Regions from separate parts of the Homo sapiens genome. Here regions 2 and 3 are each linked to region 1. A link is a contact called in ENCODE Hi-C data. All regions are on one chromosome and are shown on one strand. The core of a region is the stretch at or near the end of the contact, and the rest is flanking DNA. Distances in the headings are between cores, read along the strand shown. Region 1 holds the start of KBTBD2 (kelch repeat and BTB domain containing 2). Region 2 overlaps MINDY4 (MINDY lysine 48 deubiquitinase 4). Region 3 holds the start of GARS1 (glycyl-tRNA synthetase 1).

Region 1 (3,659 bases), core at 668-3,167:
TGTTATCATTTGGCTTTTAAGACTGCATTCAAGTTTCTAGGAATTCACCTTGCACATTCAATGTTCAATGTTTAGGAATGAAAAGCTCAACATTTCTACCAACCAGAAGAAAATCTATGGAGGAGCATGGACATATGTACTGATACCTCTATTCCTTCCCATCTCCTTACATGCCCTGTGAATAACATAAGTTAACATTTTATAATGCTTCTTATGAGAGCAAAAAGGGGAGTAGAGTTACAGCACTCATAAAGTCTTCCTACAAAACTGTGCAAAGAAAACACCACTATGTGGAAACGTGTGGACTACAGAGCATGCTCAACAGAAAGGCCACAGCACTCCCGAGTTACTGACAGAAAACAACCTCTTGAGGATTCCAGGCCCCAACCTAAAAGGGCTTCAATAAGCACTAAGCCAACAGAAGATCAAAGTGAAGAAGTAAGCTTAACATTAGTTATCAGCCAGATGGAAAGAATAGCAAAATTCCACATCATCGAGATTAGAAAACAACCGACTGGCTTTTCAATTTACTTTAGATCAGAAAAAAAAGTCGGGGAAAAAAGTCCTTATCAAAGGTTAACCAAACTAAGTCATTCACAATTACAAGAGATCTAAGACCCATACTACTCAAATTCGGCAAAAATGTACAACTCAGAGGGAAGAGGGGGAAGATCCCTGTTAATTAGTTGCCTCGATAAAAGAAAATATCATTTTGGTCAGTGCACAGCGTTGATAGGGTTTCGTTTCTCAATGCCTAAATGCTGTGAGCCCGACGTACAGATTCAAGTATAAACAACACGTGACCAGTCCTGTTGCCTACGTCTTCATAAGGCTAATTGACACAGAAGATAGTTCACACACACACCCTTTTAAAGTTCATTTTGTATTTTGAATTCTTTTCCTATTTTCACTGGAAGGGGTCACCGTGGTAGCCCGTGGGATGGACGCTCCTCTACCTTTTGAGGCAGGTAGAGTTCTTAGATAGCTAAGCCCAAGGGAAAAAAAGATGTTAACTCAAAATAACCGCCCCACACCAAACTAAGCGATTTTTCTATTCCCCGGTTGTTCAATCCGTAGGGAGAAGGAGGTGGTCGAATTCAAGGAAGTTAAAGATTTCACAAAGTAAACACGTACACAATTTTCCGTTTCAAAGGGCAGTTTCTGCTTTCTTTTTTAAGTCGATATAGACCATAACAGGAGCTCTGTTCGTCTAGACCTCTCTTGGTTAGTTCAGATGTACGCGGGGGGAATACAGAAGGAAGGGGGTGTCCTCCTTCGGCCCACCATGTCGCGAACACGTCGCGAGTCTTTAAGGGAAACAGCTTTACTTCGGTAAGGGCGGGCGCGAGCCGAGGCCAAGGCGCCGCCCGGGAGCCCCGCGGGCGCCGAGGCGCCCGGTGCCGGGGCCGGAAACGCCCAGCTAGCGGCGTACCGGGCCGCCCCTTCCCCGCGGACCTGCCCGGAGCTCCGCCGCCCTGGGGCCGCCGCGGGGTGCGGAGGGCGGCGCCGGCCGCCCGCGCCCCTCCCCCGCCCGCGGCGGAAGCGTCTCGGGTTTGAAAGATGCCGCGGCCGCCGCCTCCCACCCGCCGAGCCACAAAGGGCCGAGCCCCCTCCCGCCACAGCCCTCCTCCCCGGCCCCTCCACAGGTCGCCGCGGGCTCCCAGCCTGCCCGGCGCTACTGTCGCCTGCTCACCCGCGTCCCTCGGTCCGGAGGTGTGGGATCCGCTCCAGCCGGTGGCCCCGTCCACACTGGGCCCCTCCGGCGCGGCGGCGGGGGCGTGGCCCTCCCGCCGCGGCCTCGCCTGGGGTCTCGCCTCCGCCTCCGGCCGAGGAAGGCTGGCGCCGCCGCCTCTTCCTTCCGGTTTCCCCTCGCACCCTCCCTCGCTTGGTCCGTCCAGCGCGGAAAGCAGCGTCCTCTGCGGGCGCCGCCGCACGCTCCTCAGGGCCCGACCACCGCCAGACTCCTCCCCCGGGAGCCGCGCCGCCCGCCCGCCCGCGCCGCCTTGTCAGTCCGGGGCCGCGAGACGCCGGGCCCGCCGCCCCCGCCGCCCCCGCCCCCGCCCCCGCCGCGCGCTCTCGCCCCCGCCCGCGGCCCGGGAACGCGCGCGCAATGGACCGCTGGCCAGCCTGCCGCGCCCGCCCTCGCCACGCCGCCCTCCCGCCTCGCGCGCGCGCGCGCCTGTCGGCACCAGCGGCAGTTTTGCAGTTTCCCGGGTCCTCGCGACCGTCCCCCGCCCCTCCCTTACTCTAGCTGCCCCCGCCCTTTTCCTCTGCCGGATGCCACCGGAAAGCCAAAACAATTGGGGCCGCGCAGGCGCGAAAGAGGAAACGGAAAGAGCAGGAAGGGCGGGGGCGGCGCGAGGTGACGGGAAGCGTAATTGAAGGGGGTTCCCGGGAAAGGTCATGGGAGAGCCCTTGAGGGGCGCGTGCGCGGCAGAGGGGCACTCCGAGTAGCCGCGGCGGCCGAGGCCTTGGGCCTAGACGGGCGGATGGAGAGGCCCGACAAGTTCATTGCTAGGAAATCTAGAGAGCAAAACACCAATTGTTATGCTGAAGGAGGTGTTTTATCCCTTGGAATTTCCCCTGAAATACAGATTTTTGCAGGCTGGCTCGGAAAGTGGGAATGAGTAGGACTAAACAATACCAGACCGGGGGCAGGAGAAAGTTGAGGAGGCGTTGGGCGGGTCGCTTTGTTGCCGCAGCACCTCTTCTCCAAACCATGCCCTCCTCTCTCCAGAGCCGCTTCGGCTTTTCCCAAGGCCAAGGAAGAAGTCAGAGCAGCACCCAAAAGGGCCCGCAGTTGGGGGAGGTTAGGGGAAAAGGGAGAGAGAGACATCTGGGTGCGGACGGCAGCTCCAGCGTCTGAAGCCTTCCGTTGTGTGCTGCAATGCGGCGGCTGCACGCCCCCAACCCCCCGAGTTCCAAAAGAGCGCCTTCAGCGTTGCTTCGCAAAGCGAAGCGTTTGTAGCAGCAGCTAATGGCTGTGGCCCGTACTGTTTTAGTTAACTTGGCACAGCTTGCTGGCAGGCAGGCTGTAAATTTGCTAGGAGCTATTCGTGGATCAAAAAATTGTCAGAAATGCCCACACAGACTCCACCTACCTTCCTAACTTACAGTCTTGGCACAAGCCCAATCTAGAGAATATAGATGACTAATTATAATCTGAAAGGCCATACAGTACATTACTGAAGGGAGCCTCTTCCTGTAAACTAGGCTAGATCAACTGAATGCACACCAAGATGCGTGTTATCAGGAACTACTGATAAAGGATTGTTTTACTGTAGAATCTGGAAACTACATTCAACAAATCTTCATTGAGTTTCCAGCATGCTACCACTGTACTTAGTCTAATTAAGTAGTTAAGTGGTATGATATCAAACAAGCTATACAAAAGATTAAAGTCATTTAACACACACTTGAGCACCTACTTTGTGCCAGATTGGGTATGAGAGATGCGGTCTAAACATGCAGACAACAACAACAAATGATACCTGCGGCAAGGAGTTCGTGATTCATCCTGTGGGCAACAAAAAGCCACTTAAGATTTTTAAGCAGGAGAATATCTTGATAAGATTTTAGAGAAAAAATTCTAAAGCATGATAGATAGCAGACTGGAAGCAGGGATACTAGTTAGGACGCTGTTAATGCAGTCCAGACAT
Region 2 (3,717 bases), core at 239-2,738, 2.1 Mb before region 1:
AAAGGTACAGTAACAATATGATACTATAATCTTATGGAACCACTGTGATATATGTGGTCTGATATTGACCGAAACCACATATCTCATTGGGATTCGTGTATGGATTGGATGTGCTGTGTTAGAGAAAGAAAGGAGGCAAGGATAACTGCAAAGATTTTGCTGAACAACTGTAAGAGGGGGGTTGCCGTTCCCTGAAATGAAGACTGTGGGAGAAGCAGGTTTAGGTCATGGTCATTGGGCCATAATTTATACCTCTGGTCTGCATGTTACTTTCTTCTTTTTTTTTTGAGACAGAGTCTCGCTGTGTCGCCCAGGCTGGAGTGCAGTGGCGTGATCTTGGCTCACTGCAAGCTCCGCCTCCCGGGTTCACGCCATTCTCCTGCCTCAGCCTCCCGAGTAGCTGGGACTGCAGTCGCCCGCCACCACGCCTGGCTAATTTTTTTTGCATTTTTAGTAGAGACGGGGTTTCACCATGTCAGCCAGGATGGTCTCAATCTCTTGACCTTGTGATCCGCCCGCCTCGGCCTCTCAAAGTGCTGGGATTACAGGCGTGAGCCACTGCGCCCAGCCCTGCATCTTACTTTCTATCAGGCCAGTGGTGTTTCTTTGTGAACTGGCCTTCCTGTGGCCTTAGTTCAGGGTCCATGTGCTTGCAGTCCACACATGTGAGCAGTGAGCTGTCCTGTTACTTTTGTGCTGTGACATTTCTCCTCTGGCACTGGGGTTTTATTGAAGCTGTTTAAGAGGCTTCCACACCAGGACTATTACTAGAGCCCAAGTTAGTAGGGTTGCTCACAGCTACTGTCTAAGGACAGTAAAAGCAAGTCCCCATCTTGCCTTTATGTCATGCACTTCTTTGTCTTGTGCTTGCAGGTTGCAGTCTGCTGAGCAGACCTCCAGGCCTCTCTGGGCCTCTGTGCTCCTGTCTGTAAATGAAGGGGTAGGATGGGCTGCTCTGTAATGGCTCCCCAATTCTACCCTCTACACATGCCTAGACCAGACTTCTGACTTCTTTTGTAATCTCTGAATTACTTTGATTCAGTTGACCTCTCTAAGGCTCATCTTATGTAAATAATGAGCCTGTAAACCAGGGTCCTGTGACTTTGGAGTCCTTCCTAGACTATAGGCTCCTCTGAGCACCTGTGGGTATATAGTAAATGGATTTAGGACACAGCAACCTGGAATCACTCCCAGCCCTGAGTATGAGCATCTGTCACTGGAGGCCTGTTCCAGGCTGTTCCTGGCTGCAGCATTTTGAGCTGAAGGCAGGCTGACTAGGGCAAGGTTAAATTCCACCATCCCTAACCCCTTTGCCTATTACTTGTTGAATGGTTTCTCAGGTTAGGTTCCTAAGAACAATGGTTCTTAAACTGTGATCTCTGGACTGGCAGCATCTGCATCATCTGGGAACTTTTTAGAAACAGCTTGTCTGACCCACTGAGTCAGAAGTTTGGGGGTGGAGCCCAGGAATCTGGGTTTTAACAAGCTTTTTAGGTGATGTCATGCGTGTCAAGCTTTGGGAAGCAATGCCCTAGGGGCCAAGCCTGAGTCAGATTCCGGTACATGTAATTTGTTGGGGGCATGCTCTCAGGAGGAAGTGGGGTGAGGAAAGTGGAACTGGGCAGGGGAAGGAGCTCAGCAAAGGTGTGAGGGCTAAGGGCTCAGGCTGATCCCCTGGGGAGATGTGGAGCATGAATTGACTCAGAGTTAGTCCCATGTTTAAGGCAAGGGAGTGAGCTTTTTGTGCCCCTCTTAGTCATTGGCTGTGGGCTGCCCATCCTGGAGTGGGGCGGGCAGTGTGCAACCTCCTAGATGAGTTTGGCAAAGGACGATTCTCCAGAAAAGGATGCAGCTGTGAGCCCTTAGCAGCTGACATTGACAGCAGCTGGGAAGTATTTACCTGTCTGAGGCAGCTGGGTGGGACACCTGTGGCCTCCATGTCAGTTCTCATGGCTCCTTCTGCATTCACCCAACCCCTAGGTATTACAGTAAAGATAAACTGCAAAGCCTGTCCCTGGATATCACCTTAGATGCATTGGATGCCCTGGTGAGATGGGCCAAGCAGGGATCTTTTACAGGTTAGGATACAGACTCCAGAAGGTGAGACTGAAACGAAACTGTTTCCAGGCTCAGACAGCCTTTCCCATCATGACATGTGCAGCCCTCTGCAAGAGCATCATATTACCCATTACTGGCTTTGTGGCTGGGTCACGTCCTTTTGTCTTAGTGAGTTCAGAGGTGTCATAGCCCAGGTAGGCACTGGGGATGCCAGTGCATGATATGGTTCCCTGCCTCCAGAAGCCCAGGGTGCACTGGGATGCCCTGTGTAATTGGGTGCTAAATTGTGGCCCTCACAAAGGAGTGGAAGTTCAGGGAGCAGTTAAGGGACGCTATTGAGGGGGCAGGAGGGCCCTGGGCTTGGAGAGGCAGTGTTTAATGCAAAAGACTTCCTGGTAAACCAGTAACATTGGAGAAGGAATGGCTGTACTTTTAATTCACAGATCCAGGGGAAGATTAACCTGCCTTGTTCTGCTGTGGGTCTCTGCAGCCTTGATACAGCCAAGGGCCCAAAGCCTCAGTGTTTCTGCCTTTGCATTGAAACACTCCTCTGACACTGGGGATGCCTGGCAGTTTTTCAGGTTTTGCAGAAGAATGGACAGTAGATGGCAGCAGATCTTCATCAATCCTCCCAACCCCAGCGATTTAGTCTCGTTGCCCTTGTTGCATAATTTAATTCAGGGGACATTCACCAGGCCCTACCAGACCTTTCTTAAGCAGTCCAGGGGGAGAGAGACAAGTGCATCCCAAACTCTCCCAGGTCCTCTAGAGCCTCTGGAGGCCCCCAGATCTGGAGTGAAAGCCACGGGCGCACAGATGCCTCTCTGTGTCCTGAGGGGGAATGAATTGTGCCAGCCGGGACTTGGAGGAGGCTTACAGAGGATGTGGCATTTGCGGTTCATTGACTGTTCCCTGCTTCTGAGCATCCCAGCTCTGAAAACATCTGCACCTCATGGGATGAGTAATGGGGAGAATTTTCATTTTAATTTGTCTTTATGCATTATTTGGACTTCACATCAGACTATTAAGGTTCAAAATCTGACTCTTGAGACACACAATACCTATTTCCTTTCCAGCATGCCGGTCATCCTGTGTGGATAGTGGCCTGCTTGGGCTCTTGCACTGGTTCAGCCTCACCTTCTTAACCTGTTCTGGGGACCTCTCTTCTGTGGTGGATACAGCTGTCCTCCACACCTGCCATTGATGCCCGATGCTCAGCCACTTCTCCCCACTTCTCAGCCTGTTGATCACATTTTACCCTATACATGTGCCCCCAGTCCACAGTGGAATGCCATTTCTCCTTCTGATTGCTGGCCTCCTGAAAGTAGGCACAGGAGATTAAACATGAGAAACAGCTCCAGTGCATGTTACAGGCCACTCTGAGCCCTCCAAAAATGGGGTTGATGACCCCTAAACCTTGTGTGGTTATTATAACCCCAAGGTACCTTCAGTTCCATGGTTTCCAAGTCTCTGATCTGATGCGTCTGCAGAGGAAAGAGATTTCCCTTGACTCAGATTTCCTTTGAGATCCAGAAAGTGCGGCTAAAGAAGTGAGAGAGTGGCCACACATCCCCCTGGAAGGGAAGATGAGTGATCTTGTATTGTCCATCTGTGGACATCAGCATGGCAGCTCTGAGATCTCCCTTGGACCACACCTGG
Region 3 (3,755 bases), core at 255-2,754, 2.3 Mb before region 1:
ATGACTGAAGCAGCAGTGGGGAGGATGAATTGGTCGGGGAGGAGGGAAGAACGGATTTGGAGTCCTTTCAGGACTGTCCTAACATGAAAATGGATGAGACATTATTGATCTAAGGAATTTTTTAGAAATAAAATAGTTTTATTCAAAGGATATAGAATTTCAACATTTTAATAAAAATCTAAATAAAAATAAAAGTAAAACTTAAAATGATTTTTCACATTTAAAGATATTAAAATAAATTCAAAATTGCCTAGTAAAATAAAAGCCAAATAAATTATAATTAATATCAAATCTTGAAATAAAAGTGTTTAAAAATATAATTGTTCAATATTGCAGAAGGTTCTTAAGCAACCCACCCTGCTCATGTTGAATTGTAAGTACTTCTCCAGAACTGCACACTGGAACGGGAAGAGAAATAACATGGACTTTCACACCATTAGGAAAGGAGACTTCATTATACTGAGCCCGTCTACTCCTGCACACTCCTGGGGTGGGATTGTGGGTCACAGGGAGACGTACGTGCATACTGCCGAAGAGCTCCCAAGTGGCTGGCTGCACCAGTTAACACTCCCCTGAGCAGTGTAGGGGAGTCTCAGAGGGTCACTTGGCATTTTCCATCATTTTCATTTTAGCCATTTTTGCAGGTGTGCGCAATGCTGTTTTTATAACCAACACATCATTTTTCTCTTCCTTTCCTGGAGGGGGAACCCAGCTTTTCTAGGCCCTCCACCCTTTGGGCAGGAGGAACTGGGTGTGTGGGGCGGGGGGAAGCCATCTCTGGGTGGTTGGTCAGCTGGGGCCTAACCACAGGAGGCAGATAGACTGAGGCTATGCCAAGCAGAAAGACTTATCAGGCACCTCTTGCCTTTCCTCATCTCTGCCGGTTCAAATCCTGCTCGCCCCGCAAGGGCAGATTGGAATTTACCTTCTCCAGAAAGCCTGGGGTGACTCTATCCCCTCACTCCTCCTCCCCCGTTCGCCAGCTTTTGTCTTGACATCGGCGGACCAAGAATGTGTGACTCTGGGCAAATCATTAACCTCTCTGGGCCTATTTCCTTATCTGGGGAACATCTGCACTTGAGCAACAGAAGTCTAAGATCCCTATCTGATTTGATGTTTTGCGACCCTTTTAAGGCGCAGGGCGCGAAAGAACAGAAACAGAAGTGTCCGTTCAAGTAGGTCGGCCGGGGTGTCACTCGTATAAAAACCTATGCTTTGAAGGTTCTCGTGTGTCTCGGCCTGCAGGTCTCGCTCAGAGCTGTGTCCCTGAACATCCACCCTGCTGGGGTGGCTTGACGCACTTCTGTGCAAATCTGTTCGCTCGCAACCCTACCTACCTCTCTCCCGAACCGGAGAAAACCTTCGGCGGGGTCCTTCCGGGTTTTGTGTCGAATCTGCGGCGGCGACCCGGCGCCGCGTCACGCGGTGGTGAATGTGCGGCAGCACGCGCGCCGCGTCGTTTACGCGGCGATTTCATCATGCTCCGAGCCGGGCGGCGCGCGCCGCTTCCGTCGCCACCCTCTCTGGACAGCCCAGGGCCGCAGGCTCATGCCCTCTCCGCGTCCAGTGCTGCTTAGAGGTGCTCGCGCCGCTCTGCTGCTGCTGCTGCCGCCCCGGCTCTTAGCCCGACCCTCGCTCCTGCTCCGCCGGTCCCTCAGCGCGGCCTCCTGCCCCCCGATCTCCTTGCCCGCCGCCGCCTCCCGGAGCAGCATGGACGGCGCGGGGGCTGAGGAGGTGCTGGCACCTCTGAGGCTAGCAGTGCGCCAGCAGGTACCGGTGTTTTGCGCTCTCCGCTAAGCCTCCGGCTCTCCTCCCAGGGCCTTCTTCTGGTCATCCTTCCCTCCTCCCCGGGGAACTGTCCTCCTCTTCGGTTACCCCTTTCTTTCCCTTCATCCTCTGGCGTCTTCTTCGCCTCCCCCACTTTGGTCCCAAGTCCCCCGTGCGTCAGCCACCTCCTCTCCCGCGGACCTCCGTCCTCCTCTCTTTTTGGATGACTCCCTGGAACCCCTCCGACTTCCTGCGTCCCTCTCCGGCTCCGTTCTCCCTTCCCCATTCTGTCACAGCCCGCGTCTCCTCTATTTCCAGTGGGGCTGGGATCTGTGACCCTTTGGTTGTCCTCGCCTCCTAACTGAATAACCTTAACTTCAGTTTTCCAGGCTCTGCTGTACTCTTTGTGCACCCTGGGTGGAAAGCCTCCTAATTCTTTCAGTGGTCAATGATGAGCCGAAAAACTGCCGGTTCTTTCGTCTTACGGCCAGGCCCTTTAATCTTTAGGATGCTTTGATAGTGTTTCCCCCTTAACATCTTCCTTCATTCAGTGCTTAGTTTAGCGGAATGATTGGCTGAGAAAATAGAATTGAAATGTGGATGTGGGGAGGTGTCGAACTTTTCTATTAATGCTGTGAACTCATCATCCTTTGCTCTTGTCATCTTTTCTGGCTTCTGAAAAGGCCGTTTGGAACCAGTGAGCCCTCAGATCGTAAACCTGGGAAACTAAGTGTTGCGGAGTGAAGTCAGCCATCCTTAGTATGGAATATTTTGACATTTGATTTTCCCGAAGGTGAGGGAAGGTTTCATGGGCTGAAGGACTTGGTGATTTAATATAGACCTCCTTTTCCTAGGGCACTGCCATAGAGTTTAGAATTTAGAGATATCAAGGAAAAGATTATTTCAGATGATTCCCATATGCAATTAGGGAGAGCCAGAGCTTGCAGTAGGACCCCGGAGATCATGACTTAGTAGTAAACACCAAACGGGTTTCTCCTGCATGGGCGCCTGATGCAATAATTTGCCTTAGCTACAGAGGGTGGAACCCTATCTCGGAAATAATTCATTGGGGCATAGCTGCCGCAAATTCAGCCACTTTGCCATCTGTCCTCTTCGCTGGTTTGAGCCTGACCGATTTTAATAAATAGCCTTTCATTTTGAAATATCACCACGGGCTTAACTTTTTTCTTCATGATTGGTGTCAGAACACCGATTGCATATTCTGTCTCCCTCCACCCACCTTCCACTCCACAAATAAAATTAGGTGTGGTTCCTTTGTCTTTTCTTAACTTGCCATTTTAAAAAATATCCTTCCCTTTAGAAGGAAGCATACAACTAATTTGGAGAAAAAAAAAAACCACCACACCCAAACCCCTCCCTCTGCCACGTTAGCCTGGAACTGCAGTGAAAATCATCCATCGGTAGTTAAGACAGGATCTAGTTAACTAAAGTAAACTTTGATCGCGGCAGCTTTCCGATGCTACTAACTACTGTCTTGTGTATTGTTTATGTTGTCTTGATTATTGTTTTGTACTTTAAGATATTTTCCGAATATACGAGTTAGTTGATTTAAGTTAGTTTGGATATTTTTTTCTAATTTTCCAAGAACACACATATATCAGTTAGTTAATTGTGTGAATTACTGAGTCCTATGTCAGCTGAAAAATAATTTAAAGATGATCTAATTTTACCCATTTTTTGTATATGGGGAAATGAGACACACTGTCACCCCTATCCATTTTGGATAACTCCATTGTGAAGTGCAATTGAAAACCTTTCCGGAGTGGGATTTTTACTTAATGACTGGTCTTGTTAGTAGCACATGTTTCATAGAAATTTGTTAATCTGGAAAATGAATGAAGTGAGTTTGTCACTTTAAGAAAACAACGGTTAGTATTTGTGGCCAATAATAAAATTCAAACTTTGGGGAAATTTTAGAATTTGGGAAGACTCGTATCTTTTGCTGTGAGCTTGGCAGCTTCACAGTC

Evidence for each region. A loop is a pair of places that touch in the nucleus more often than their neighbours do. Pooled maps may share reads with other maps.
Region 2: a map with no recorded cell type shows a loop between it and region 1 (8-fold over the local background). The contact joins the enhancer-like site here to the promoter of KBTBD2 in region 1. A Hi-C loop is called at or near these places in 3 of 37 single-sample maps with no recorded cell type and 2 of 50 pooled maps.
Region 3: a map of sigmoid colon shows a loop between it and region 1 (5-fold over the local background). The contact joins the promoter of GARS1 here to the promoter of KBTBD2 in region 1. A Hi-C loop is called at or near these places in 1 of 168 maps with a recorded cell type or tissue (sigmoid colon), 2 of 37 single-sample maps with no recorded cell type and 8 of 50 pooled maps.

The regions. Positions count from the first base shown.
Region 1 is chr7:32,889,843-32,893,501 of GRCh38, forward strand. KBTBD2 (kelch repeat and BTB domain containing 2) reads right to left here and starts at 1,918. Exons shown (of 4, transcript NM_015483.3): 1 at 1,694-1,918. RefSeq lists a silencer at 1,278-2,227 and enhancers at 1,999-2,702, 2,408-2,467.
Region 2 is chr7:30,798,228-30,801,944 of GRCh38, forward strand. All of the region lies in intron 5 of MINDY4 (MINDY lysine 48 deubiquitinase 4), which reads left to right. The region is part of intron 7 of INMT-MINDY4 (INMT-MINDY4 readthrough (NMD candidate)); the gene reads left to right. Among named protein-coding and RNA genes, the nearest start is that of MINDY4, 29 kb to the left of the region's middle. RefSeq lists enhancers at 1,573-1,692, 2,559-2,688. Within about 2 kb of position 1,489, at least 6 of the 41 ENCODE cell types and tissues checked have a DNase peak (open chromatin) inside an H3K27ac peak, as active enhancers do.
Region 3 is chr7:30,593,374-30,597,128 of GRCh38, forward strand. GARS1 (glycyl-tRNA synthetase 1) reads left to right here and starts at 1,505. Exons shown (of 17, transcript NM_002047.4): 1 at 1,505-1,770. The coding sequence starts at 1,549. RefSeq lists enhancers at 960-1,573, 1,204-1,553, 1,574-2,187, 2,188-2,801 and a silencer at 2,697-2,796.